5 separate regions of the Homo sapiens genome follow, and all the other regions are linked to region 2. The links are chromatin contacts, found by Hi-C or POLR2A ChIA-PET in ENCODE. All regions are on one chromosome and are shown on one strand. Each heading gives the region's core, a stretch centred on a gene start or an enhancer-like site at or near the end of the contact. The rest is flanking DNA. Distances are from core to core; before and after follow the strand shown. Region 1 holds the start of CD3E (CD3 epsilon subunit of T-cell receptor complex). Region 2 holds the start of BCL9L (BCL9 like). Region 3 holds the start of IL10RA (interleukin 10 receptor subunit alpha). Region 4 overlaps SMIM35 (small integral membrane protein 35). Region 5 holds the start of JAML (junction adhesion molecule like).

Region 1 (5,286 bases), core at 2,600-5,099, 620 kb before region 2:
AGGATTACATTGGACCCTTTTCAAACCAAAATCTGGAAAGGGCTCAATTCATTGACAGGACAAATCAATTCATTTGACATACTCTGGGTATGAGTTTGATTCTCTTACCTGCAGTGCCTGAGCTAGCCCTACTATCCAAGAGTTCACATACTGTCTGATCCGTCAGCATTAGATCTTCCATAGCATCACAACAGACCATGGGACCCACTTTAAAACAAGGATGTGTCCGTGGACATATGACCATGGGATCCACTGGCCCTATCATATACCACAACACCCAGAAGCTGCCAGCCTGATGGATCCATGGAATAGTCTTTTCAAGACATAGCTAAGGTATCAACTTAGAGATGACACCCTGCTAGGATTGGGCACTGTCCTTCAGGATGTGGTGTACATATTAAGCCAATGACTGTTATATGATACTATGTCTCCAAAAGGTAAAACGCATGTGTGCAAGAGCTAAAGGTTAGAAGTAGGGATATTCATGCTTACCATTACTTCCAGTGACCCACTTAGGAAATCTGTGCTTCCTGTCCCGCTAACTCTAGGCTCTGAGCTTCTAGGGGCCATGGTTTCCAGAGACAGAACACTTTCACCACAGCACCCATTAAACTTTAAGCTACACCACTGCCAAGAGACCAGCATGCCAAAAAAAAAAAAAAAATGATTTGCTCCCCCAGCAGAGTGAATCTTTCCATATCTGATGATAAGGAGGAGGCAGGGCTGCAGGGACAACTCAGATAGAATCCAAGGGCTCCCCTGGGGCATTTTTTAGTGCAATTTTGATGGTAAATGGGCAAGTGCAGCAGCCACAACCCGAAAAGACCACGACGGCCAGGGGCTCAGACTCCTCAAGCTATGTCTTCCCTGAGGTCAGCAGAGGTGCTAACTGAGGCTAGGAGCAATCCAGAAAAGGGAACAAGCATTGCCTATCAGATGCGCCCTGGGGCAACTGTGCTAATGGGGCTGTAATTTGTCCCATTAGGAAACTTTCCTTTTATAAGCTTCTCCAAAAAAAGAGATAACCAGAATCCCGAAAAGGCTGTTTAAGGACAGGATGAAATTATCACATGAAGCGAATGGCTCCAAGCAGTGCAAGTGTTAAACTGCATGGATGCTGTGGCTGCACCCAGGTCATCACTCCAGGGCTGCTCCCTCCCCCAACTGCTGGGATTCTTGTACTCAGAGGACTCACAGTTGAGCTCTTTCAAAGACATTGCCTTCAGCAGAAGCAGCTGCCTCACCCAACTTCGCAGCCCCCTCACCCAACTTCGCAGCCCCTCAATTCATAATACCTGTATTTTTCATGGCCCCTTTGCTCAATTCAGGATAACTCAGGATAACTTGGGAAGGTGATCCCAGGCTAAGAACTCCCCATGGCTCTGGCTGAGGCTCCTGATATGTCTCATCGCAGTTCACCTCTCTCTGCCAGATGCTGCCCCTCTCTCCCTTACAGATGATGCTCCTGTGCTTCCTCAGAGAGCCACCTGCCCAAATCTCCATCTTTTTTTCCCAGAAAACCCGATGGATAGCAATGCACATTTACAGACACGAAGGTAACCACCAGGAAAAAAAAAAAAAAGTTGAAAAACTTAAAAGTTGTTTTCTCTAGGGAGAAGTGTAGGGGTGAAGCAAGGTAGAACAGGGGCTATTGTTATACAGCCCTTCTATATGCATTGTTTTTAACATGCACGTATTACTTCCATCATTAAAACTTTTTTCATTTTGGCCAGGCATGGTGGCTCATGTCTGTAATCCCAGCACTTCAGGAGGCCAAGGTGGGCAGATCGCTTGAGCTCAGGAGTTCGAGACCAGCCTGGGCAACATGGTGAAACTCTATCTCTACCAAAAATACAAAAATTAGTTGGGCGTGGTGGCAGGCACATGCAATTCCAGCTACCTGGGAGGATGAGACAGGAGGATCCCTTGAGCCCAGGAGGGGGAGGTTGCAGTGAGCCAAGATCGCACGATTGCATTCCAGCCTGAGCAACAAAGTGAGACTTCATCTAAAAAAAACCCCAACTTTTTCCATTTGAATATTATAAGAATTTGATACTGTCACTCACCTTTTTAAAACTATTTGAATACTTCCTACAGCCCTAAGAAAATCCTTAAGAATCCCTAACATAGCTTGCAAATCCCTTCCCATCTGGCCCCTGCTGAGTTTCCTATCTCTTTTATTTTTTTCATTTTTATTTTTTGACAGGGTCTTGCTCTATTGCCCAGGCTGGAGCATAGTAGCACAATCATAGCTGACTGCAGCCTCAACCTCCTGAGCTCAAGTGATCCTCCCACCTCAGCCTCCCGAGTAGCTGGGACTACAGGTGAGCACCATCACATCCGGCTAATTTTTTGTATTTTTTTGTAGAGATAGGGTTTCACCATGTTGCTCAGGCTGGTCTTGAGCTCCTGGCCTCAAGCAATCTGCCTGCTTTGGCCTCCCAAAGTACCATATCTGGCGAATTTCTTATATTATTTCTTACACTCCTCGTTCTCCCTGTTACCTGCCGTGCTGGATTTTCCATTTCTCTTCCTCATCTCTGGACTTCAAACATGCTGCTGCCTCTATCTGGAATGCTTTCCACTCCACCTGGTTCATTGCTGTTCCTCCATCAAATTTCAGCTTAGATGTCACCTGCTCAGGGGGACCTTCTCTTCCCCATCCCACCCCAGACTATCTTAGATCCCTTCTATCACTCCCACAGCACCTGAACGTCTTTTTTCTTAGCATCAATCTCCTGAAGTTATCTGGGGGGTTTTTTAGAGATGGGATCTCACTATGTTGCCTAGGCTGGAGCGCAGTGGCTATTCACAGGCACAATCACACTCACTGCAGTCTCGAACCCCTGGGCTCAGTCAGTCCTCCTGCCTCAGCCTCCTGAGTAGCTGGGAATACAGGTGTACACCATCATGCGGGGCATGGTTATTGGTTATGAGGTTATCTGTTTAATCTCCACATTTCCTTTTTTATCCAAGAGGACTATTTATCTTGTTTCTCCTGTATTACTAGCACCCAGCATATAACTACAGTACAGTAGACAGAAAATATGTATTAAATAAGTGAATTTCATCAAAATGTTTTCTAGAGTCCCAGCTCTGTAATCTGCAACTTAGATAACCTGCCTGAGCCTTAGTTTGCTCAAGTATAAAATGGAAATAAAAATAAAAATAATACTTACCTTAGAGGGTCGTTTTGAGGATTAAATAAGATATATCAGAAAAGCTCTTAGAACGGTGCTTGGATATAGTAAGCATTTGATTAATGCATGCTTAAACATAAAGAAAGGTTACATCAATTCACACTCATACCAGCAGACTTTGACACTATCACTCTTTACCCTGTTCAACATTGAGTCTTGTGTTTTTAAATATTTTTGTAAAGAATATAGGTAAAAAGTGGCATTTTTTCTTTGGATTTAATTCTTATGGATTTAAGTCAACATGTATTTTCAAGCCAACAAGTTTTGTTAATAAGATGGCTGCACCCTGCTGCTCCATGCCAGATCCACCACACAGAAAGCAAATGTTCAGTGCATCTCCCTCTTCCTGTCAGAGCTTATAGAGGAAGGAAGACCCCGCAATGTGGAGGCATATTGTATTACAATTACTTTTAATGGCAAAAACTGCAGTTACTTTTGTGCCAACCTACTACATGGTCTGGACAGCTAAATGTCATGTATTTTTCATGGCCCCTCCAGGTATTGTCAGAGTCCTCTTGTTTGGCCTTCTAGGAAGGCTGTGGGACCCAGCTTTCTTCAACCAGTCCAGGTGGAGGCCTCTGCCTTGAACGTTTCCAAGTGAGGTAAAACCCGCAGGCCCAGAGGCCTCTCTACTTCCTGTGTGGGGTTCAGAAACCCTCCTCCCCTCCCAGCCTCAGGTGCCTGCTTCAGAAAATGGTGAGTCTCTCTCTTATAAAGCCCTCCTTTTTCATCCTAGCATTGGGAACAATGGCCCCAGGGTCCTTATCTCTAGCAGATGTTTTGAAAAAGTCATCTGTTTTGCTTTTTTTCCAGAAGTAGTAAGTCTGCTGGCCTCCGCCATCTTAGTAAAGTAACAGTCCCATGAAACAAAGATGCAGTCGGGCACTCACTGGAGAGTTCTGGGCCTCTGCCTCTTATCAGGTGAGTAGGATGGAGTGGAAAGGGTGGTGTGTCTCCAGACCGCTGGAAGGCTTACAGCCTTACCTGGCACTGCCTAGTGGCACCAAGGAGCCTCATTTACCAGATGTAAGGAACTGTTTGTGCTATGTTAGGGTGAGGGATTAGAGCTGGGGACTAAAGAAAAAGATAGGCCACGGGTGCCTGGGAGAGCGTTCGGGGAGCAGGCAAAGAAGAGCAGTTGGGGTGATCATAGCTATTGTGAGCAGAGAGGTCTCGCTACCTCTAAGTACGAGCTCATTCCAACTTACCCAGCCCTCCAGAACTAACCCAAAAGAGACTGGAAGAGCGAAGCTCCACTCCTTGTTTTGAAGAGACCAGATACTTGCGTCCAAACTCTGCACAGGGCATATATAGCAATTCACTATCTTTGAGACCATAAAACGCCTCGTAATTTTTAGTCCTTTTCAAGTGACCAACAACTTTCAGTTTATTTCATTTTTTTGAAGCAAGATGGATTATGAATTGATAAATAACCAAGAGCATTTCTGTATCTCATATGAGATAAATAATACCAAAAAAAGTTGCCATTTATTGTCAGATACTGTGTAAAGAAAAAATTATTTAGACGTGTTAACTGGTTTAATCCTACTTCTGCCTAGGAAGGAAGGTGTTATATCCTCTTTTTAAAATTCTTTTTAATTTTGACTATATAAACTGATAAGTCCTCTCTACTTCACAGATTAAGAAATTGATACTCAAAAAAGTTAAATAACTTGTTTTAAACCACATAGTAAGTGCCGAAGCCAATCTGTGAGACCAGGACTGTTTGTACTCTAAATGGCTGCACCACATGAGGCAAAATGGCTCGTGATGGTTTTATTTCAAAGACCTAGAAAACACTATCACAGCTGGTGCTCCCGTCTCAGACCCACAGCAACGATGTCTCCACTTCCTGCTTCATCTTGGGTTTCTCACGTCTTGAATGTGCACACAAATCACCTGGGGATCTTGTTAAAAATGCAGCTTCTGTTTCAAAAGACCCAGACTGGAAATGGAGATTCCGCATGTCTAGTACGCTCTCAAGTTTATTAATCTGCTGCTGGTCCTAGGAACATATTGAGTAGCGAGGGGCAGGATGTGACTCCTGTAAGGAGTGGCCAGGCATTTTCTTAGAGACCTGTGTTAT
Region 2 (5,638 bases), core at 852-3,351:
TTCCTTCCTGGCACCAGCCTCCCAGTCTCTCTCCCTGCTCCTCACCTTCCTCACCCATTCTCTCCCTGTCCTGTCCTGAGGCCTCTATCAGCAGGGCCTCAGAGCTGACACCAGGAAGACAGGGCCTGAGCATGCTCCTCCTCTGGGGTCATGAAATTGTGGTCCTGACCTGGAGAAGGTAGCCCGGCCCATGCTGAGAGGCAGCAGAAGAGCAAGGCAGCCCCTGCCCGGAAGTGGCTGCTCCCTGGAGAGACCAAGAAGAGAAGGAGAAGACAGTGGAAGCCCACTCACTGTGGTGGTCTCATCCAGAGAGCTGCTCAGAGGCAGCAGCAGAGTTGGAGCAGATACAGGGCACAGTCAGCTTTCACACTAAACCAAGGCTGGGAGTGAGGGCAGAAGATCCAGGGAGGCTTGGAACCCCTTTGTGAGGGCTCAAACACACGCCCAGTTCACCTCTCTCAGAGCAACACTTTTTCTCCTCGCAGCAGAGGTTCCCCCAGACACAGACACAGACACAGACACACACCCCAAGCAGTAGACAGAAAGAGAAGGGAGAGAGGGGGTGTCAGAAAAACCCGGAAGGAAGGAAGCTGGACAGACAGACAGTAGCTGATCCTAGCTTCATTGCTCCAGAGAGACACCCTCCAGACTCCTAGACTTCAAGGGACACTATCCTTCTCAGAAGGAGAGAGCAGCCCTCTGTCTCTTCTGAAACCAAATTCCAGCAGCCCTGGAATAGGACCTACCCCAGCGCAACAAGAAGCCTAAGCTCACTTCTCTTCCTACATTCTTCCCCGAGGGTTCCTTTGGATCAAGACAGGGGCCACCTCCCCTTAGCAGCGCAGGGACACTTCCAAGGAACTGTATGACTGCCCCACCCCCCAGCCAAGCCCACATCACTCAGAAGCCTTGGAAGAAGAGACTCCTCAGTCACAGCCCCCGCTACTCACAGGCAGTGCCTGGGAGAAAAGGGTGACCCCCAGCTCTCCCCAGTCCCAACCCACCTCCTTCTGGAGGCTCCTATCAGCCAGAGGAGGAGGGCTGGGGTGCTGAGACCCACGGGGTTGGTGAGCCTGGGAGGGGGACTACATCTCCCAGAAGCCCCCAGGGCAAGGTTCGCTGCTCCAGCTGGCCCAAGGCCGGCCTTGTTCTCTGCGCTAGGGTGGCAGGGTCCCCTGGCTGTCCCTAAGCCCTCCCCACGGTGTTCTGGAGCTGCCAACCTGATTGGGGGCTTAAGAGTAGCCTCCACTGACCCTGGGGGAGTCCCCCACACCTTAAACAGCCTGGGGGTACGTGCCAGAGAGCAAGAGACAATCAGACTGTGTTTCCCCTCCCCGATTCAAACTGGATCTCCCTCCTCGCGCCTCTGCTGGCCTGGCATGACTTTCGCCTTGCCCCCAGCCCACCCCTCACCTCACGCGGATTGGGGGGTCCTCACGCCAGGCCGGAGCTGGACGCCATGACCAGGTCAGGGTCGTTGTGTGGATGGGGGTCCTCCTGCTCGCCAGTTGGAGATGCAGAGGGGGCGGGCAGGCGGTGATCTTTTGATCCTGGACGCCTTGATCTCAATACCAGCCCGGCCCGGGAGAGGCTATCCGGGGATCGCTGGGTGCCTGGGTTCCTGCCTCCCAACCGCGGAGCATGGTCGCGGGCGCCGGGCAGTGGCGGGAGAGCGCGCACACCCGCCGGGGCCGGGGCGCGGGGCCGGGGTCTCGGCCCCGAACCTCAGGGCTCCGGCTCCTGCTCCTGCTCCTCCTTCCCTTGCTTGCTTGCTTGCTTCCTTCCTTCCTTCCTCGCCTCTCCTTTCCTTTCCCCAAAGCCCGCGGGAATGCCGGGCGCTGGGTGGGGAGGGGCTGTCTGGGCGCTTATTGTTGGTCGGACTCCGAGGGTCCGGGTCACAGCCCCCGGGCGGCGCGGCGCCGGGGGACCCAGGCGTGCGGGCGTCCGGCCGGCTGGCTCCGGGCGGCGGCGGTGGTGCAGCGGCCCCGGGTCCGGGGCATGTCCAGCCACTGGCTCCGCCGCGCGCCGCCGCCTCCCCGGGCTCCCCTGCGCTGCCGGAGCCTCGCTTGCCCCTCCACTCGGCTCCACTCCCCAGCCTGAATAAGCATCGGGGCTCTCTGGCTGCCTCCTTCTGCCTTCATACCAGAGCCCGGAGAGGCCCCTGTCAAAATAAGAGCTCCCCCATCTCGCTTGCCTCCTCGCCCAACCCGGCTCCCCCAGCCTCCCAGTGGTCTGACTCGGTAAGGCGCCCGGCCGGCTAGCGGGAGGCAGGTTGGCCCGGGGGCGGGGAGGGGGGTTTCTGCTCTCCTCCTCACTCCTGAGAACTGGGGAGGAGACGCGCCAACAACATCCCAGGCTAGGGAAAGGTTTGACAAACCTACCTTCCTATCTGCACTGATTGGAAGGAGTGGAAGTTGCCTGGACACACGCGCGCGCACACACACACACACACACAGCACTGGGTCCCCTCTTCGTTGTACCCACCCACATCCATAATGCACTGAGCATCTCTTTATTCATGTCTCTCCTAGTAGACCATGAGGTCCTTGAGGACACAGACTGAGTTTTTTCATCTCAATCCTCAGCAGCACAAAGTGCATGCTAAGAAAATGTTTGTGGAAGTGAAACCTTTGTCTTCTCAAAAGAACTCTCCTAACCTAACCTCAAAGTGCTTCTCTCTCTCTCTCTCTCTCTCACACACACACACACACACACACACACTCTCACCACCCTATAGGACGATCGAGGCAATGAAAAAGAAAATGTAAAGCCCTTTTTTTTTTTTGAGATGGAGTTTCGCTCTTGTTGCCCAGGCTGGAGTGCAAAGGCGCGGTCTCAGCTCACTGTAACCTCTGCCTTCTGGGTTAAAGCGATTCTCCTGCCTGAACCTCCCAAGTAGCTGGGATTGCAGGCACCTGCCACCATGCCCGGCTAATTTTGTATTTTTAGTAGAGACAGCGTTTCACCATGTCGGCCAGGCTGGTCTCGAACTACTGACCTCAGGTGATCAACCTGCCTTGGCCTCCCAAAGTGCTGGGATTACAGGCGTGAGCCACCGCGCCCGGCCCAAAGCGCTTTTTAAAAACATTTCACATGTTTCAATGCTCACCACAAACCTGCAAGAAAGAGGTTATGGTCCCATTACAGAGGTGAGGAAATTGAGGTTTGCATTACCTAAGGACTTACCCAGAGCTACCCAGCTAGAAAGTGGTAAGCCCAGGACTAGAATTTGGGTCTCCTTATCCCAGGGCACTTTCCCTGTTTCCTACTGTCCCCACCCACCCAGAATTAATAGCAAGTGACAAGCATTGACTGTGTCTGATAGGAAGAACACTAGCCAGCCTGCTTGTTCCTGCTGTTTCCTCGGCCCTCTCCCCTGCCCCTCCTCACAGATGGTCCCCAGATAGTTCTAGCCTCACTGACCTCCCTCTCTTCTGACCACCTATCCCATCATAGCATCTGAGTACTTCCTGATGTGTTGTATCTTGTCACACACACACACACACATATATATATACACACACACACCCCTATATATGTATAGGTGTATGCACACACACACATATATATATATGTCTGATTTCCCCCAAAAGATTCCTAAGGGCCTTGAGGGGTTGATGGTGCCAACAGCTGGGCACTGGACAAGGTTTAGGGAGGCACAGGTGGAAGGGGACAAAAACCTGAAAGAAGATAACATAGTAACCCCCCCCCATGTGTCCCATCACTGCTTACAAAGCATTTTCATGCACGTTGTCTCATGATGATGCTTTGATCCAATCACCAAAACTTTTCCAAGTGCCAGCCTGCTGTGCCAAGCACTGTCCTGGGTTAGGGGGTTGAATCACCACAGTCCTGAGAAGTCGATTTTATCCCCACTTAAAAGAAAAGAAAACCAAAGCCCAGAGAGGCTTCTAATGTGAAAGATCCCAGCACCTAGGCTAGTACCTGACCCATGGAAATAAGGTTTAATTTCTTATCTCCTCTCCAGAAAGACATAATATGGGCCCCCACTTCTCCAACAGGGTGCTTCTTAGAGGGGACCACTGCATTTATGTGGATCAGTCTCCCCTTACATATATGACAAGCCAAAGGGGCTTGTTATGATCTCTTTGGCACAATTCCTGGTTCGTAGTAGGTCCAAAACAGTGTTTGCAGGGGCAAGTGAGTCTGTGTTGCCAGGGGTCTCTTAAATGGTGCACAATACATGTCCTATGGAGCAGCCACGCGGAGCGCTCCCCTGGGTGGGGCTGTGACTCATTCCCCCAGCGGAGGTTCCAGGTTGGGATTCGGAGCTGAGCTCTGGGCAGCCACAAGTTCTGGGTGGAACCCTGGAGAGAGCCAGGAGGAAAGGAGAGAGGCAGGGGGCCCTTGCTGGAATCGAGCGGCTCCCTCTACTGGCCAACTCGGGGAACCTCTGTCTTTCCGTGTATCTGTGTGTCACTGTGTCACGAGGGGTGTCACAGGTGTGTCAGCGTTGGCGTTCGTCGGTGGAAGTGCCCGCATGGGTATGGGTGCGTGAGGGTGCCCGTTCGTGACGCAGTGTGGGTGTGCCAGCGCCACGAGGGGCTGTTTCTGGAAGCACAGTGTGTACACACAACCGTATCTTGTAATACAATTTACTTTGGGGCTGCTGGGGGTCTGAGATTAGGCATCCCGTTGCCGGGGTTACTAGGACAAAAGGATTCTCCAGCTGGTACTCCTCACCGGCTGGAGCACTAGCCCGAGAAGGTGGGAGGAGTCCAGACCAAACAGTTCCTGAAAAGGACTCTATCACCTAAAGCAAATAGGGACCCAAGAAAGAGTTAACGCAGAGCCCCACAGTGACTTCAATCATTGGCTCAGGGCACTGTCAGTCAGAGGTCTGGGGGCGGGGTTTGTGGGGCCTCCATCTGACTGCCCAGCGCCCCTCACTTGCCCCTCGACCCCCACATCATCTCACTGCTGGGCTGCGCCCGCACCCCCATCTTGGTGGCGACACCGTCCTGGGCCCTGGAGGAAGAGCCGATCCGGGCATCCTGGCTTCCCCACTCACTCCAGCTGCCTGGCTTCCTGATAGATGGTGATTATATAATAGACTTGCTGGACAGAACCGTGCCAGCGCTCGGAACACTTTGCCCCCTCCTCGAAGCCTGCCCCAGGGCCTGGCACCTGCCACACAGAGCCTGCTGCCGGGTTCTGCCGGCGCCCCCCAGCAACGCCTCCATTTCGGGGTGGGAGACCCCAGGACAAGGTCCTGGGATGGGGCGGGCGCCAAGCGGAGAGAAGCAGGGCGGGTGCCCCGCGGGTCTCAGGGTCGGCCTGAGGAGTGTGGATTCACAAGCGCCTCTCAGGATAGTGGGACCCGCCTGGCCCCTTCCAACCTGAGCTTGCAACTTGGGAGCCAATAGAGGAGCAGGGGCCAGGGTGGGAACGGGAAGGAGTTTGGAAAAGGTGTGGGGGCAGGAAAGGGAGGCTGAGAGAGGGGGCCGGCTGGGGCAGGGGGGAGGGACTCTTATCCCTCACCACTGCCGCCTTCCCCGACTGGAGGGTTTGGAAAAACTGAGCAGGCAGCAAGGCTTGGCTGGAAATCCTGCAGCCCACCCTCCTGGGGACACAAAGCTGGAGGGCGGGGGCAGGGCGGGGGGAGAGAGCACGACCC
Region 3 (5,790 bases), core at 2,808-5,307, 940 kb before region 2:
CTTGGAAGGCTAAGACATGAGAATCACTTGAACCTGAGAGATGGAGGTTGCAGTGAGCCGAGATTGTGCCGCTGCACTCCAGCCTGGGCAACAGAGAGAGACGCTGTCTTAAAAAAAAAAAAAAAAAAAAAAAATTGCCGGGCGCGGTGGCTCACCCCTGTAATCCCAGCACTTTGGGAGGCCGATGCGGCCATATCACGAGGTCAGGAGATTGAGACCATCCTGGCTAACACGGTAAAACCCCGTCTCTACTAAAAAAATACAAAAAATTAGCCGGGCGTGGTGGCGGATGCCTGTAGTCCCAGCTACTCGGGAGGTGAGGCAGCAGAATGGCATGAACCCGGAAGGCAGAGCTTGCAGTGAGCCAAGATCGGGCCACTGCACTCCAGCCTGGGTGACAGAGCAAGACTCTGTCTCAAAAAAAAAAAAAAAAAGTTCTGGAAGAAACATCACAGTGTCTTTCTCTTTTAAAAGGTCGGGGTAACTAAGTAGTTGTTTCAGAAGGCAGCTACACCCCTTGGGTCATGACAGGGTACTCCTGAGCAATTTACCATCTTAATTCCTCACTTGAGCAACAGAGAGTATAAAAAAAATCTTCACACATTAAAAAAGCCTGGGGCTTGCCCTCTCCACTCATCTGGGGGTGTGGCAACAAGAGCTGTCTCCTGAGGGTGGCCCAGGCTGATGATGTGTCCTGGTAGGCCTGCAGATATCACTCTCCCCCATCCATGTAGCTGAGGCACCCCTGCCTTCGCTGACTATCGTCAAGAGTGAGGTCTTTCTAGTCCCAATGTAGACTCTTAGATACAGGATGGGATCTCCCAACTCCCACCCCCAGCCAACCTGGCACACTTTCAGTCCAGGCCACTGGGCAGAGAGATTTCCGCTCTGAAAATATTGAAATAGGGTTTATATCTCCACAAACCATGGGGATAATGCCTCACTAACTCCTAGACCACGCACAGTGCTGGTGTCACACACCTAAGTTAGGGGCCCTTTCTCAAAAGCTGCAGTAAATAAGGCCCTCCATGTGGGCATTGGGCACTGCCAGGGAAACCTCCCAGGAGCAGGTGATAGTTACAGGAGGCAGTCAAATGCCTAGGCAGATAGGGCGGGTCCCTGGTGAAACCCCACCTCCAAGTTGAAGACAACTTAAAACCTGAAAGCCAAGCTGCAAGTTAAATCTTCAGACCAGATTGAGAACCTGTCTTCCCATTTGGCACGCTTTCCTCTGATTGATCCCCACCCTTCACCTACTTTACATACACCTACCCTTTCCTAATTGGTTTTCTACACTGTCGTACCCACCTTTGAGTGGTATTTTCACTTTAACCTTTTTTGCATACTCACAAACCAATCGGCATGCACTCCCTATTCTGAGTCCAGAAAAAGCCCTGGATCCAGCCACACTGAGAAAAAAAAACACCCAACTGTGGGAGCGGGGAACCACCCCCCTCCCCATCCCCTCTCTGCTGAGAGCTGGTCCATCACTCAATAAAATTATTCTCTGCCCATCCTCACCCTTCAACTGTCAGCGAATTCTCATTCTTCTTGAACACAGGACAAGAGCTCAGGAACAAATGAAGGTACAAACTACAATACAGGCAGGGCGGGGTATGGCCGGGTGGGTGGGGCAGCAGGCCTGGAGTGGGGCCTTGCTGGCCAGAAATGTCCTGAGCCCCTCTTCTTTGGTTTGTCTGAGAACAAGGGCAGGGCTTGAGGGATGCACACACAGTCCCAAACACACATATGCACTTGGCAAACAGACAACGTTCTCCACACCACAATGAAATCCAAATCCACAGACTGGCCACTGCAAATCATATATGACTGCAAGTGCACACACACACACACACACACACACACACACACACACACACTTTGAAGCAGGTGTCAGCCTCCAAGAAAAAGTGATGGACAGTCTGTCTCTCATATCCTCACATATTTGGTTCACCTGGAGATGGCCTCAGATGAGCCAAGTGACACAGAGGTGCGAGAGACTGAGGATGTGCTGAGGTGTTACCCAGCACTCCAGTAGTGCTATTACCCAACACAAAAATTGGTCTGAATATCAGATTTCAAGCAAGCAAGGGAAACCCAGAAGAGACTGGGAGAAGTCCTTATGGAGGCTAAAGCAACTCCATGTTGGATGCTAATCCACAGTTTTGGCCGTGTTGGCTTTGGAGCCTCCCAGAAGACCTCTGAGATTCCCAATTTATCAATTGCTCCTTGTGTAAGTGCAAACACTTACTGTAAATCCGGCCCTTAGGTCAAACAACCTTGATGTTATCATACTTCAACTGTCCTACACATCTTTTCTGAATCACCCTTCCCCTGTGGTCTATAAGCCCTGGTCCTGGGGGTGAATCATGGAGACACAAACGTAGCTTCTGTTTATAAGTCCTTATTAAATGTTTTTTTCGAAGAAACTGGATGTGTCAGCCTGTAACCTGCAAAAGGATCTGGCTGCTCTCTGCTTGTAGAAAGAATGGATAATAAAGGAAAATCTGCTAGCTGCCATGCTAGCAGGGGAAGAGCAGCAAACAATTCCACTCTTCAATTCATGGGGGGAACGCAGGGGTTTTTTAAGAAAGGATCTGAAATGCAGAAAAGGCAAGGGGGAGGTTAGGAGGTACCAGGTGGTGTGACTTGCTCCAGTGGTCCTCTTTAATTATCGTCTTATTTGGTGGAGGGGCTGGTGCAATCGTGGATCCTGCCAGGTTATAAATTAGTTACTCTTCAGCAGGGTATATGTTCAACTCCTGAAGTAAGCTTTTGTTGGAGAGAGAATTCCGGAGGTGCCTGGTCCCTATCAGGACGCAGCTCCTGAGGCATCTAAGGAAATATATGACCAGGTAAGAGCATAGCGTGTGCTTAACAAGCACGTAGGTAAATAAACGTGCGTAAGGCATGGGAGTACAGTATGGGACAGGAAAGGGAGTGGAGGTCACAGCACGTCCTGAGGCTGTGTTTTAAGATGAGAGGTAACATACATGCAGTTTGTCTCAAAATTATATCTTGAGGCCCAGAGGAGGAAGAGAAAAAAGGAAAGAAGAGAAACTAAGTTTAAAACACGGTTTAAGGCTGGGCGCGGTGGCTCACCCCTGTAATCCCAGCACTTTGGGAGGCTGAGGCGGGTGGATCACCTGAGGTCAGGAGTTCGAGACCAGCCTGGCCAACATGGTGAAACCCCGTCTCTACTAAAAATACAAAAATTAGCCCAGGCGTGGTGGCACATGCCTGTAATGCCAGCTACTCGGAAGGCTGAGGCAGGAGAATCGCTTGAACCTGGGAGACGAAGGTTGCAGTGATCCGAGATCACGCCACTGCATTCCAGCTTGGGCGACAGAGCGAGACTGTAAAAAAAAAAAATAGATAAAAAAATTTTAAAAATCGCGGTTTGAGGCTCAGCTGCTGAGCTGCTGGTTAAAAGCCTCTTTCTTGGGTCTCTCAGCTTCCTGGGACTTTGGGGGCAGGTCTGCATAAACTGCTTAGTTGTGGACCCCCCTCCAACAATTAGGTAGGGGACTACTCAGTATTCATCCATCGGTGTCCTCAGACCCCCAGACGGGGAGGCCCTGGGGCAACGCCAAGACTCACACCGGCGTCCTGGCGCCTTTGCCCTCAAGGGCCTGCAACTACCTCCTCCCCATTCGGAGCGGCCGCGGCCACATCCTTAACGCCAAGCCGGCACGCCAGGCAAAAGCGGCTCGGACGCCCTCACCCCACCTTCCGCACTCAGGGCCGAGGCTGTGCCTGGCCACCTGCTTCCCAGCACATGCACACACGCGCGCGCGCACACACCCACACACACGTACCCACGGCCGGCCGGGCTACCCGGACCACTTTGATCCGAAGGCACTGGAGGCCCAGAGGGAAGGAAAGGGAGGGGTGGCCGGAGCCCGCTAGCGCCCCAGGACAGCCTCGGGTTGCCCCAGGCGGTAGCCCTGTGGGACAGTGGTTCCCCGTCCGCGGCCTCGGGGGCGGGGCGTCTGTAGGCCTCGCCCCGCTGACGTCAGCCCTGCGGGGCGCTGGCGGAGCGGGCGGCGGAGCTGTCAGTCCCAGCCCAAGGGTAGCTGGAGGCGCGCAGGCCGGCTCCGCTCCGGCCCCGGACGATGCGGCGCGCCCAGGATGCTGCCGTGCCTCGTAGTGCTGCTGGCGGCGCTCCTCAGCCTCCGTCTTGGCTCAGACGCTCATGGTAAGGCTCCGGGACGCGGCCCTTCCCTGCCCTGCCCTCTCCGCGCCCGCTCCATTAAAGTTCTCCATCCAGTGGAGAGCCCTGGCTGGCTGGCCCTCTGGCAGAGCGGTGCCCGGGTGCTCCCTTACTCTGGCAAACCTGGATCTCAGGCTCACCTGTTGTGGAAGTGGAAGAGGCTGAAATTGACAGGAACTGACGGATTGGGAAGGATAGAGAAGTATGCGCAAGGCCAAACCCCCAACCCGCAAACCTCATCATCCACCCACTTCTAGATGAGCCGTAAGTTTAGCTCTAGGTTTTTTGCTGTTTAGGTTCAAATGATGGGACTTCTTGTCCCCTTGGGGAATAATTTTGATCTCCTGACTCTCCCTTCTCTTAGTCGACTCTTCAACTAACCTCTGTCTGTCCTTCTCCCATCTCACCTTCATCCCTCACTGATCACCCCGATCTGATCCCCCTTGCTCCACCTGTAGCCCCCAACTCACTCCCACTGCCCCCTGCCTCTCTCCTCCTAACCCAGCCAGTTCAGGCTTCTAACCCAGTTCAGGCTCCTAACCCAGACAGTTCTCCGGCAAGGTTTCTGCAACTAAGAAAAGTAAACCCCAGAGACAGAATGAAAGAGCCGGGAGTTGGAAGGACCAAGAGCAGAGACAGAGAGCAAGGACCGAAACTGCTTCTTCATGACACCAAAATACAAAGTAAAACATGCAGTCAGCCATTCACGTGATCGAGAGCTGAGTCGGAGATGTGCAGCCCAAATACCACAACGACTCGCTGCATTTTTCACTTTCCGTCTAATGTTTCGAAATCAAGGCACTGACGTGAAGATCAAAGACGGTATAAGAAAGAAAGCAAGAGACAGATGACAGAGTCCTCCCCCCCAAAAAATAAATAAAAAACAGGTGCATGATTAGAGAGATGTAGAGAAGTTAGAACACTAGGGAGCGGGAGCAGAGTCGCTGTCAAATGGAGAGAACTTAGAGGATCAAGGAGGAGAGAAAGGGAACCAACCAGCCGTTGGCCTTGCACATACTTCAGTCTGCTTGATCAACAAGACTCTTAAAGTAGAAATGTTTGTTGCATTCTTACAAAGAAGACAATGCCTTCAGCAGTGTTTCCCATGGTGAATGGTGTGTACTGGGGGTAAAGGGAGAGTAGAGCTAGGAATTGGTATTGAGTATCTCTCCTCGGAGCTACAGGTGCCAGCTCTTGTGGGGATGTCCTCAGCCATGTGTAGAGCCAGAGCTGATTTATTCCATCTGTCCTTGCCCAGCCAGAGGTTGGACATCTGGCTATAGGCAAAGCCCTCCCAGAAACTAGGGAATGAGGCAAGCACTTAGCTTGGGGAGCCCAGGAGACCTATGAAGAGAAGGAGGCAGATGTCAGCAAGCAGGCTGTCTGTGTACTTAGTGAGGTGGCTTTGAGCTGGAGCCTGGGCCAAGCCAGGGTGGGGATCAGGTGTGTGGATGGGGCCAAGCCTAGGAATAGTGCTAGAGCAGGGACAGGGATTGGGCAGAGCCAGGGACTAACACATCTGAGAGCTCATTGCCAACTTGCTTAGCCCTCGGCCCCTGCCTTCTTCCCTGGTAGGC
Region 4 (5,556 bases), core at 2,808-5,307, 910 kb before region 2:
TAGTACATACACACACACACGCACACGCACACACACACAGGGGTGTCTCCACCCACCTCCTTCTCCACTCCCCACCCCCACCCAGCACTGTGGAACTGATTAGAGTCCATCTGGAGGGAGAAGTAGGTTCTTGGGGGCCAAAGATGTCAGAGTAGCTGCCAGTTTGGACTGAGGCTAGAAGTGGGTGAAAAAGGATTATTCCGAGTTACCTGAGCTCTGAAATAGCCTCCCAGCTGGAAGGGACCTCAGAGTCCTCAGGTCCAATGGCAGCCTTATACAAACAAACACAGCATCAGGGGCTCAGAGAGCTTGCGCTCACCAGCTACAAGGGGAGGAAATGGGACTAGAATAGAAGATGTAACTTCTTTTTTTTTTTGAGACTGAGACTCGCTCTGTTGCCAGGCTGGAGTGCAGTGGTGCAATCTTGGCTCACTGCAACCTCTGCCTCCTGGGTTCAAGAGATTCCCCTGCCTCAGCCTCCCAAATAGTGGGGGCTACAGTCAGGCACCACCATGCCCAGCTAACTTTTGTATTTTTAGTAGAGACAGGGTTTCACCATGTTGGCCAGGATGGTCTCAAACTCTTGACCTTGTGATCCACCCGCCTTGGCCTCCCAAAGTGCTGGGATTATAGGTGTGAGCCACTGTGCCCGGCCGAAGATGTGACTTCTTATACTGCTCACCATCATCCCCCCAGTGGTTCTCTGCTTATCATGAGAAACCGCATCCTCCTGATTAGGGAGGAGTAGACCAACCCAATAGCTCTGCAGATAAAAACTCACTTCCAGCACTGCCCAACCTGTTTTTTCTTGATTTGTTTTTCAACTTCTTGCTTTCTTTTTTTTTTTTTCTTTTGACAGTCTTGCTCTGTCTCCAGGCTGGAGTCCAGTGGCACAATCTCAGCTCTCTGCAACATCTGCCTCCCAGATTCAAGCAATTCCCTTGCCTCAGCCTCCCTAGTAGCTAGGATTATAGGCACGAGCCACCACGCTCGGCTAATTTTTGTAGTTTTAGCAGAGATGGGTTTTCACTATGTTGGCCAGGCTGATCTTGAACTCCTGACCTCAAGTGATCCACCCGCCTTGGCTTCCCAAAGTGCTAGGATTACAGGCGTGAGCCACCGTGCCCGGCCACACCTGTTGTTTTGCTGGCCTGCTGCTACTCTGGGCAGGCAGAACATTTTCACTTCTGGTCTCCAAGTGTGAGAATTCACCAGGCCACTGGCTTCCTGTTTTGTACCAGATCTGTTTAAATATCACGGCTTCTAGATGGTTTTAGATCACTAAGCAGTTTTTAGAAATATAATAATGATCCTCCCATCTGCTCCCACTTTGAGTTTCTCAGACCCCTGGAGCAGAGAGTGGAGCACCAGAGACTCTGGCCTCCTGGCTCCTGGCACCAGGCCCCCTCCAATGCCACTGGCATGGGACAAGACCATTAAGATTTGAAGAAGAACCTAGAGGAGAGAAAAGCTCCCTCTTCACCTGCCAGCCTTGTCACGGTTTTGATCATTCCTTAGGTTATCCTTTAAGATAGAAAAATCGTCATCTGTGTGCTCTCTCTCAGAAATGTAACTGATCATGAGCACAAGGTTGAATGTAGTCAAGGATGGGGAGAGATCAAAAGTTTTGGTTTTCAGAGCACCTAGGATTGCACCAGGGATGAAGCAATGCCCAAGATGTTCTGAAGAGAGATTTCAACACAATTTCCTGAGAAGTTCCTGGCTATGGCCAGAGCCATGCAAAGTACCGTGGAGAACTCAGAAGAGGTTTAAAACCTGATTCTGCCTGCAAGAAATGCCCATCAAATAGGAGAAAGCAAGGTTAATTTCAGGGAGACTGGATGCCCCCATGGTGCCTAGCATAGTTCCTGGCATGTTATGGAAGCAGCGTGAATAAATGAATGCAAAGAAATAATCAATAATAAAGTTATGGGGGCCTGAGACTATCTGTATTTAAAATCAGCAGAGCACAAGATCCATGGGTCTTACAGAAGTCTCCCTGGAGAAGGGAAATTTGAGCTGGCATGAAGAATGGGCAGAATTTGGTGATTTGGAGGTCAAGGAAGTTCTAAAAAAACAAAAGGAAGAAAGAGGAGTGGGTCAGTGGGAAGCTCAGAGCTGAGGATGGGGCCTGGGGAGGACTGGGCTCCTGAGCGCCCTTCTCACCACACAAGGAGACCCCAAAAAGAGATTAGAGACCATCTGGAGGGAGGAGTATGTTCTTGGGGGCCAAGGATGTTAGGATAGCTGCCAGTTTGGACTGAGGCTAGAAGTGGGTGACAAAGGACTATAAAGAAAATAGATTCTTGCTTGGCCTTGAACAAATCACTTCACGGCACTCTGGGCCTCTGTTCCCTCACCTGTGAGGCTGTGAGGATGAAGACGCGCATCATAAGCCTCTGCCCTGCACTGATATGTGCTCAGCAAATGTTAGCGTTTCACCCTACAGGTAAAGTTGGTTGGGAATGGGCCAGACTTGGAACCTGGTCAGACACACGCAGAGTCAAGGAAAGGCTAAGTAATGCTTAGAATCCTAGACCACTAGGGAACTGCAGCCATCACCTTTCAACTGCCATCTCCTAAATTAGAAAGATATATTGACACTTTGTACTTGCATCTTTTAATTGTTTACTGAGCACCTACTATGGACCAGGCTATACGCTAAGAACTGAGAATGCAGACGCTTTAAAAAAAAAAAAAAAAAAAGTAGATGAGGTCTTTGCTCTCCTACAGGTAAGAACCAGGAGAAGCCTTGGAAAAATAGTCCAATCTTTTGATTCCAGATGCTGAAATAGATGTCCAAAGAGGTGGAGTAAGTAGCCCATGACCACACAGCACATCAGGGCAGGGTCAGAACCAGACCTTATACTACATTCAGTTCTCATCCTTACGCCCTGATGTCAGCTACATCCGTGAGGGTGCAGACTCTGCTCAGCTCTGGTGCAGCCAGTAGCCAGTTGTGGAACTTGGGTAAAGCATGCTGCTTTTCTGACCCAAGTGCCCCCATATGTAAAACGGGACCAAGAATAATCCCTGTGTCTCAAGCTTGACATAAGGCTCAAAATGCAGTACCATGCAAGAAAAGGCTTTGTGTTCTGTGGACTGTGAACTGTGCAAACAGTCTCTGCTCCTCCTTTTGATCACTAAGCAGTTTTTAAAAAGATAATAATGATCCTCCCATCTGCTCCTACTTTGAGTTTCTCAGACTCCTGAAGCAGAGAGAGGGGCACCAGAGACACTGCCCTCCTGGCTCCTGGCACCTGGCCCCCTCCAATGCCACTGGCATGGGACGAGATCATTAAGACTTCAAGGAGAACTTAGAGGAGAGAAAAGCTCCCTCTTCGCCTCCCAGCCTCATCATGATTTTGATCAATTTTCTAGGACAAAGCAGCCTTCTGTGGCTACATTGGGTGTCTCTTCTCTACTCGGCAAGTAGTCACTGACCTCCTCCAGCACGCTCCAGTTTTAGGAGTTACTAAAGACCTATGGAACATAACTTTGTTGGCAGAGGGTTCAGCCTGGTTGAGGAACAGCACAAATGGAGGAAATGTGGCCACCTGCAATTCAGATCAAAATGGTTGGTGTCAAGTCTCAAGCCCTGAGCGAAGTCACAGCAAAGACGGACTTGGGCCATCTCACAGAGACTAGATATGGCCAGGAGGGGAGGGGCTGCAGGGACAAGAGGCCACCCAGGCTGGAGAATAGCCCCAGAGAAGGCACCAAAGCGTGGCAGGGGAACCCGGACCAGCCAGCCCTTGGACCCCCAGCCCCCGTGACTGCCTCTGGGCTCTTAGGGCCAGTGGAAAGAAGAACCGTAAAAAGGTAGCGGGAAGGTGTTGGGAGAGGCTCTGGCACTGCTATGATCTGGGTCCCAGCCAGTGCCTGGCTCAGCCAAACCTGTGGCTGGGTTTCCAGGCATCTGCTCCCGAATCGTTTCTAAACAAGCTGGAATCTGCCCTTTAGAGCCCTCAACAGAAACACGCAAAGTCCAGGGGTAAGGCCCAGGCCCCAAGGGTGAAGAAAGCTGTGCTCGCCAGTAGCCTGCGGAAGTAAGGAAAAGAGGGGGAGGCTGAGGGGACAGAGGGTGCGTCAGAGGGCCCTAAAAGAGGAAGTCGCCCAGTATCAGTTCTGCTCCCGAGGATGGGAAATACCCTCCGTGCTCCCAGCCCCGGGCAGCTGTCCCCGTCTCCTCACCTGAAGCCACAGACCTGGGGCCAGGGCCACCTGGGTCCTGGGTCCCATCCTCCCTTTCAAGATTCCCCAAGGCTACTGAGTTCTGAGCACTTCCGGGGGCCTAGGGTGGCCGGGCATGGACTGCAGACCCAGGATCCCTGCTAGGCAGGGTGCGGGTACAGAGTTTTATTGGGGCCGGGCCAGGTGCAGCAGCTGACACCTATAATCCCAGCACTTTGGGAGGCCGAGGCGGGTGGCTCACTTGAGGTTAGGAGTTCGGGACCAGCCTGGCCAACATAGTGAAACCCCATCTGTACTAAAAATATAAAAGTTAGTCGGGCATGATGGCGCACACCTGTAACCCCAGCTACTTGGGAGGCTGAGGCAGGAGGATCCTTTGAACCTGGGAGACGGAGGTTGCAGTGAGCCAAGATCCCGCCACTGCACTCCAGCCTGGGCAACAGGGCAAGACTCCATCTCAAAAAAAGAAAGAAAGAAAGTTTTACTGGGGCCCAAACCTCAGGGGTTAGGAAAGAGGCCCCAGTCCTCAGAATTGAAATCCAAGGAAGGAAGCCGAAGACAACTCATCTCCCCTCCCTGCTATTCCAAGAGGCCTTCAAGGAAGGGAGGGGTCTCAGAACCACTAAGGGGCCTTCCTCACTCCCACTTACTCAGGGGCAGAAGACTCAGTTGAAGACCTCCAAATCCAGAGACTTGGTAATTAAGTCAAAGCCTGGCTATGCTGGGAGAATGGCCTCCAGACCCTGGCAGAAAATGGGGTAAGGGCTGGTGAGGCTCCCCACCTTCCTTCCTCTACAATCTGCTAGAACCCAAAACGAGAAATGAGGCTTTGGGAAAGGGAGCACAGGAAGAGAAATCACACAGCTTCCCTCCTCCTCCCACTTGCTCTATTGGGCTCCTGCATCTGTTGCTGGGCTGCTAGCAGAGAGGCTGGCAGCTGGCTGTTCTAACTGCAGGTTTCAGCAGTGACAGGCTCCCTTCTCTTGCCCTACTCCATCCACAGGAGCCCCGAGGACTCTGCCTCTCTGGTTTGAACAAGTCTGCACTAAGCACCTTCTAAGCTGACGTCCTGTGCACACTCTGCCTCCAGTCCAGCAGGGCACAGACCGGAGAAAGGAGTGATGACTCACGAGGGGAACTGCCCTGCTGTCTACCAAACTACAGTGGATTCCTGGTTTCCCTGGTGCATTATCTGGTTTGTTCAGCCTCGCCTGGGTTCCTCTTCACACTCCCACCATTTCTGGCCCACTTTTGCCACAGGACAGGCTTTGCACAAGAAATGCAGAACACTGTAATGTAGAACTCACCCACTCCCCCGTGCCCAGCCCATTGCAGGAGCCTAGGCGACAAGAACATGTTTCT
Region 5 (5,858 bases), core at 2,540-5,039, 700 kb before region 2:
AAAGTTCTCTTGAGCAGTTAAAATCCTTTGCAAGCTTGAAATGCTCTAAACTCCTCCCGGAAAAAAACAACAGCAGTTATCTTGCACTATAGTTCACTGGTCCCCAATCTTTTTGGCACCGGGGACAATTTTTCCCCATGGAAAACAATTTTTTCATGGAAGACAATTTTTCCACAGACCAGGGAGGGTGGGTGATGATTTGGGGATGAAACTGTTCCACCTCAGATCACCAGGAATTAGATTCTCCTAAGAAGCATGAAACCTAGATCCCTTGCATGTGCAGTTCACCATAGGGTTCATGCTCCCGTGAGAATCTAATACCCTCGCTGATCTGAAAGGAGGCAGAGCTCAGGCAGTAATGCTTGCTTGTCTGCCCCCGACTTACCTCCTGCTGAGCGGTTCGGTTCCCAACAGGCCATGGACCAGTGCCAGTCTACTGCCCAGGGGTTGGGGACCCCTGCTGTAGCTCAACTGCTAAAGCTTTGCCCTCTCACAGTGGTGCCCTGGGTTCAATTCCTGGCTCCAAAAGTGAGTCTTTTGTGGTTTAATCATTTATTGATTCTTTTCCCCTCCATGGAGAGCTCCTAATTTCCTGTCTTGAAATTTTCTTTTCTCTGAGTTACCTTTGGGGCAATTCTAGATCTTGTAAATTGCTTACCATCTCTTTGGAGACACCTTGTGTGTCCCTGTTTAAGTTATCCCCTTACTTAAGGTTTATTAATTTCACATAGGAGGTTACCTTTAGGTAAAGATTCAAAAGCCAGAAATATTGGCCATTTGTCCTGGCTAAAATCTGGTAATAAAAGATTTTTATAGGATTTTTATTTTGAGAACTCCATAGTCAGAAATCAACTTAATTAAAGACGATATTTGGGCTGTATGTATACAGATATTGTTTTAAAAGCCCCTGCTGGCCAGGCACAGTGGCTTATGCCTATAATCCTAGCACTTTGAGAGGCCAAGGTGGACAGATCGCTTGAGCCCAGGAGTTTGAGACCAGCCTGAGCAACTTGGTGAAACACCATCTGAACAAAAAAAAAATACAAAAATTAGCTGGATGTAGTGGCAGGCACCTGTAGTCCTAGCTACTCAGGAGGCTGAAGTGGGAGGATCACTTGAGCCCAGGAGGCTGAGGCTGCAGCGAGTTGTGATCGCACCACTGCATTCCAACCTGGCGACAGAGCGAGACTCCATCTAAACAAACAAAAAGCCCCTGCTTTCCCTCTAAGAACTTCTCAGTCAATGGAATTTTGTCTTGATTTTCCATTTCTGTCTGTCTGTGTATTTATATGTGTTGTATGTATAGTATTTATATAAAAGAGCTCTAATTAATTGGCTTAAAGAAACTAAAATCAAACATTTTATCAGAAAAAATTGAAACTTTAATCTCTTTTAGGTCACGTGACTCTAATGATTTTTAAACATAAAGACAGTGTAAATAACATAAAAAATAAAGACAGTGTAAGTAAAGAATGTGTTTTGGTGGGAGGTTATAAGAAGGCGTGTGAATATGGTTTCTGTTAAAGAGAACGTAATTTTGTCTAGCTCAGAGGGTTTTAACTATTGGCCTCACCTAAAAGAGTAATGGGACAGCTGGGCATGGTGGCTCACGCCTGTCATCCCAGAACTTTGGGAGGCTGAGGTGGGGAGATCACTTGAGGTTAGGAGTTCCAGACCAGCCTGGCCAACATGGCAAAACCCCGTCTCTACTAAAAATACAAAAATTAATCAGGTGTGGTGGTGAGCGCCTGTAATCCCAGCTACTTGGGAGGCTGAGGCAGGAGAATCACTTGAACTCGGGAGGCGGAGGTTGCAGAGAGTCGAGATTGTGCCACTGCATGCCAGCCTAGGTGACAGAGTGAGACTCTGTCTCAAAAAAAAAAAAAAAAAAAAAGAGTAATGTGACAAAACTGATGGTTTAAGCAAGTTGAAAAGGGTTTGTGAAGGGTTAATCTCATGAAAAGTTCTGTGGGTATAAGCAGGTTGGCTAAGATTTAAAGGGGATTACTTAGTTTTTCCATAGGTCGAACACTGAAATAAAAGCACACTGATGTAGGGCCAGAATCCGGGCCCATGTGTCTGAATAATGGTTTTCTAGAGAATTTATTTGTTTAACAGAAAATTGTAAAGAATTATGAGAGGTTTGTGGACGTTTTACCTTATGGTCAAACTATGATTGTATAGATTTGTTTATAAGGTTTTATTAAGAATTGGATCTAACATTAATAATATACTAATGCAAAGGTGAAATTTTGCTTTCTCTCATAAACAAGATTTTTGCATAATATTTTAAAATAATGAGATTTTTGTTTACCTTTTAATAAACAACAGAAAAAGGAGGAGAGAGGAAATAGATTCGGTTGGCATCATGCTGTCTTTATTGCGACCTGCTTGGAAAGTTGACTCTCCCCTCTATCAGCAAGTAAAGATTTTTGCCTTTTAGAAATTTTGGAGTTATCATTTTGGCTACCTAAATGACTTGTAGTGACTCTATACTAATCTTCTCTGAGCAACTCTCCTCCATATCCTGTTGGGTAATGAGAACAAGTGGCACCCCCTCCCTCCAAAAAATCCATACCCCTTTATATTACAGAAAAGAAATCTTCAGAAAAGAGACATGCTACAATGAGACTACCATACAAGATGTGAAAGTTACCCCCCAAATTACAATATCATGAGACAAAATAAGGGAGAGCTGCTGTCTCTCAGTGTTTGTCCCTAGTAAGGACAACTAACCACTGAGCAAACGGACAACTGCACAGCCTTCTTTTACTCACAGAGTGTTGTCCACCTGCAGAGCCAAGTCCTCTCAATCTATCTGCACACTGCTGTGCACTTCTAGGCTCTCAGATGTTTTTAGGTCTACAAGTCCATATAACCACTCTAAGCCATGCGTCTTAAAATATGCCCTCATTTTCCATTGTTAAGCCATTGAATACAGACTGGTAGGTCACGTGGCTTCTGTAACACAGTCTAGGTCACATCGGTTAATGCTCTACGCGAATGGGACCCTGGAGGTCCTTACTCCTGCTCTCTTCTCCAGAGTAGGTTATACCTAAACCATCCTGCATCAGCCTTTCCCAAGGTCAGGGCTGTGCTGAGGGTGTAACAAGCATGGACAGTAGCCTAGCTTTCTTGGGAGATTTAAGTCTCGGGCTTCTAAAGGTTAAATATTGGTTTGTCTATAATGGGGAGAAGAAAAACAGTGGTATAACTATGTAAAATGATGGATATATTAATCTGCTTCACCATAGTAAACTTTTTACTATCTACATGCATCCCACAACATCATGTTGTATACCTTAAATACACACAATAAAATTTGTTTAAAAATAAAATTAAAAACTGTCTTCTAAAAAGAAAAACAGTGAAGAAAGAGCTCTGCTGTGAGCTCAAGAACAGCCAGTCACAGCTCCACCTAAACCCACGGGTGACTTAAAAGCTGAAGCCTTGTCATAATCATTGTCACGTACTCTTATTATGATGAAACTTTGCTCCTCTTTTTGCTGAGGAGATTCACCTAAGTTACTCTACACGACAGTAACTGAAACAGCACCCATTAGACTACTTTATGACATCCCCCTGCAGAGATCAAGAGTTCTGCAATCGCAGCTTCACAATCCTGAGAGACTACCAATTCAACCAGCCTTCAGGACTGGCACACTTCTGTGTGAGAAAAGTTCAAAAAATGGCTTAAGAAATTCAAAGCAACTGCTTACCCAAGATGAAGAGCACCCAGGGGAGGCAATGCACTGAAATCTCCCCACAGCTGCAGTCCCCAAGCTCAACTGAAAGACTGCTGCGAGCACTCTAGGTTAGGCTCAGAGCAAACCAAACACGTGCCTTCTGAAGTGGTTGCAGAGATGCAAACAGGAACCTCTAAATCAAGGTTCTCATTTCAGTCATCTGGCCCATTACCCAATTGTTATGTATACTTTCATTCTAAAAAGAGGTGACAAATTCAACCTACTGAGGTGAACCTCACACTCAGACCTCTTCAGGTGCCATCTCCCCTTTTAGATGACAAGCCCTCTGAGGGTAGGAGCTTGAATGGCACCAGGCAAATAGGTGCTGAGAAAGAAATCCATTTCATGCAAACAAAATACAATAAACGTAATATTAACACAAAACCTTCTGTGTTAAAGATACAGCAACCTCTTTTATTTTTCCTCTCAAAACAGAGGTGCAACCTCGCCAGGCAATCACCCAATCCCTGCTTCCAAAGATACGCCTGCCCAGTCCTCCAACTCACCATGTAGACATGAAAGTTTCCTCTGGCCATGTGATATCAGCATTTCCAGAATACAGGCAGCCATTGATTCCCATAGAGAACCTCTTGGGTGACTTGGACATCCTAGATTAGAACTCAAGGTTTCTTCACTTCAAGATACCTCTCAGTCTTAGTCACCACTTCAAAATAGGTGTTCTCAATGTACGCACCTTCAACCTCGGCTAGATTGGCTTGACCTAGGCATGGGCAGACTCATGGAACTTGTCCTGTATCATCTGAAAAGCTGTTGAACGTTTGCTCCCAAGCACTACGCTGCATGGTCCTTGAGAAGTGATGTGCTAGAGAGCCAGCAATCTCCACAGCATAAATATTCCCATCATAACCTATTTCAAGCTACCAACAGTTTAACAACTGGCTTGCAAAATTCCTAAAAAACTTAATACAGGTTGAGTATCCCTTATCCAATATGCTTGGGACCAGAAATGTTTCAGATTTCATATTTTTTTCAGATTTTAGAATATTTGCCGAATACATACAAGTTGAACGTCCCTAGTCTGAAAATCCAAAATGCTCCAATAAGCATTTCTTTGGAGCATCATGTTGGCACTCAAAGTTACAGATTTTGGAGTTGAAATAGCAACCACTCTTTTGTATTTTCAGATTAGGGGTACTCAGCCTGTAATCAGCTCTTGCTATGTAAGCTGGTTCCAGCACACCACGGAACCTCTGCAGGTTCTTGCGGGGGTACAGCTCCGACATGACTGGTTGCACGATGCTGAAAACCACTGTTAAATCAAGTTTAGCCTAAAGCTGCCTCCTTACATATTTTAAGTTTGGCCTAAAGGTTTCTCTGTACATCATGAACTATAACGTAAATGGAATAGTATACGGACTCTAGTCTACTCTTGTGCCAGTCACTGAGTTTGGCCAATCGAAGATGGCCAATGATTCAAACTATTCAAATAAGGCAAACACCGAGCTGTAACCAATCCGGCTATTTCTGTACCTCACTTCTGTTTCCTGTACATGACTTTCCTTTTGCTGTCCATAAATCTTCCACCACGTGGCTGCGCTGGAGTCTCTGAGTCCACTCTGGCTCAGGAGACTGCCTGATTCATGAATCATTCTGTGCTCAATTAAACTCTTTTAAATTTAATTCAGCTTTTAATACCACAAACCCCCATCTTTTTCACATGACAATTCCCACCTTTTATGTAGATATGCACACACCAAAAGGTAGCCAAAGGGTACAAAGAAGTTTATTGACTATGATGCAGTAAAGATACCAAGAGTTACAATATTTGTGCATATGGCCCAACAGTGCCTACCCTCCTACAAAACAAAAACAAAAACAAAAAAAGGCAATGAGGTGCAGCAGTTAACAGCCCAACACTGGAGTCAAAGGAATGGAGCTGCCTCTTCTGGCAGCAAAGTTTCAAGTTGTGCAATTAAATAATAGTCTTGGTCCACTCCTTGTGGGTCTTCTTACAGTTTCCCTTTAGAACCATAACTGAGTGACTTAGTAGAACATTCATATTCAGGATGTGGCCTCCAGAAGTGTCGTTTTGTTTTGTTTTGAACAAAGACGTGCTACCTTCTCTCTTGAAGCACCAGTGCTGGGTTCAGG

What was found. A loop is a pair of places that touch in the nucleus more often than their neighbours do. ChIA-PET counts read pairs that join two places held with the same protein, here RNA polymerase II (POLR2A). Pooled maps may share reads with other maps.
Region 1: a loop to region 2 is called in a map of CD8-positive, alpha-beta T cell, with 5 times the contacts of the local background. The contact joins the promoter of CD3E here to the promoter of BCL9L in region 2. A Hi-C loop is called at or near these places in 2 of 168 maps with a recorded cell type or tissue (CD8-positive, alpha-beta T cell and Caco-2) and 7 of 50 pooled maps.
Region 3: a loop to region 2 is called in a map with no recorded cell type, with 6 times the contacts of the local background. The contact joins the promoter of IL10RA here to the promoter of BCL9L in region 2. A Hi-C loop is called at or near these places in 1 of 37 single-sample maps with no recorded cell type and 5 of 50 pooled maps. POLR2A ChIA-PET finds 5 or more read pairs at or near these places in 2 of 52 experiments (Caco-2 and OCI-LY7).
Region 4: a pooled map shows a loop between it and region 2 (6-fold over the local background). The contact joins the enhancer-like site here to the promoter of BCL9L in region 2. A Hi-C loop is called at or near these places in 2 of 37 single-sample maps with no recorded cell type and 9 of 50 pooled maps.
Region 5: a loop to region 2 is called in a map of naive thymus-derived CD4-positive, alpha-beta T cell, with 7 times the contacts of the local background. The contact joins the promoter of JAML here to the promoter of BCL9L in region 2. A Hi-C loop is called at or near these places in 1 of 168 maps with a recorded cell type or tissue (naive thymus-derived CD4-positive, alpha-beta T cell), 2 of 37 single-sample maps with no recorded cell type and 12 of 50 pooled maps. POLR2A ChIA-PET finds 5 or more read pairs at or near these places in 2 of 52 experiments (WTC11 and activated B cell).

The regions. Positions count from the first base shown.
Region 1 is chr11:118,300,881-118,306,166 of GRCh38, forward strand. It overlaps CD3E (CD3 epsilon subunit of T-cell receptor complex), which reads left to right and starts at 3,850. Exons shown (of 9, transcript NM_000733.4): 1 at 3,850-3,896; 2 at 4,014-4,121. The coding sequence starts at 4,073.
Region 2 is chr11:118,923,825-118,929,462 of GRCh38, forward strand. BCL9L (BCL9 like) reads right to left here and starts at 2,102. Exons shown (of 10, transcript NM_001378213.1): 1 at 1,414-2,102. RefSeq lists enhancers at 1-50, 51-590, 819-888, 1,260-1,761, 3,914-4,415 and 3 more and silencers at 1,957-2,006, 2,207-2,346, 3,167-3,226.
Region 3 is chr11:117,982,337-117,988,126 of GRCh38, forward strand. IL10RA (interleukin 10 receptor subunit alpha) reads left to right here and starts at 4,058. Exons shown (of 7, transcript NM_001558.4): 1 at 4,058-4,198. The coding sequence starts at 4,132. RefSeq lists enhancers at 3,486-3,545, 4,936-5,235 and silencers at 3,736-3,835, 3,856-4,135.
Region 4 is chr11:118,007,039-118,012,594 of GRCh38, forward strand. All of the region lies in intron 4 of SMIM35 (small integral membrane protein 35), which reads right to left. Among named protein-coding and RNA genes, the nearest start is that of IL10RA, 23 kb to the left of the region's middle. RefSeq lists a silencer at 2,878-2,927 and enhancers at 3,452-3,551, 3,697-4,197. Within about 2 kb of position 4,058, at least 21 of the 41 ENCODE cell types and tissues checked have a DNase peak (open chromatin) inside an H3K27ac peak, as active enhancers do.
Region 5 is chr11:118,221,222-118,227,079 of GRCh38, forward strand. JAML (junction adhesion molecule like) reads right to left here and starts at 3,790. Exons shown (of 10, transcript NM_001098526.2): 1 at 3,720-3,790. MPZL3 (myelin protein zero like 3) reads right to left here. Exons shown (of 6, transcript NM_198275.3): 6 at 5,469-5,858.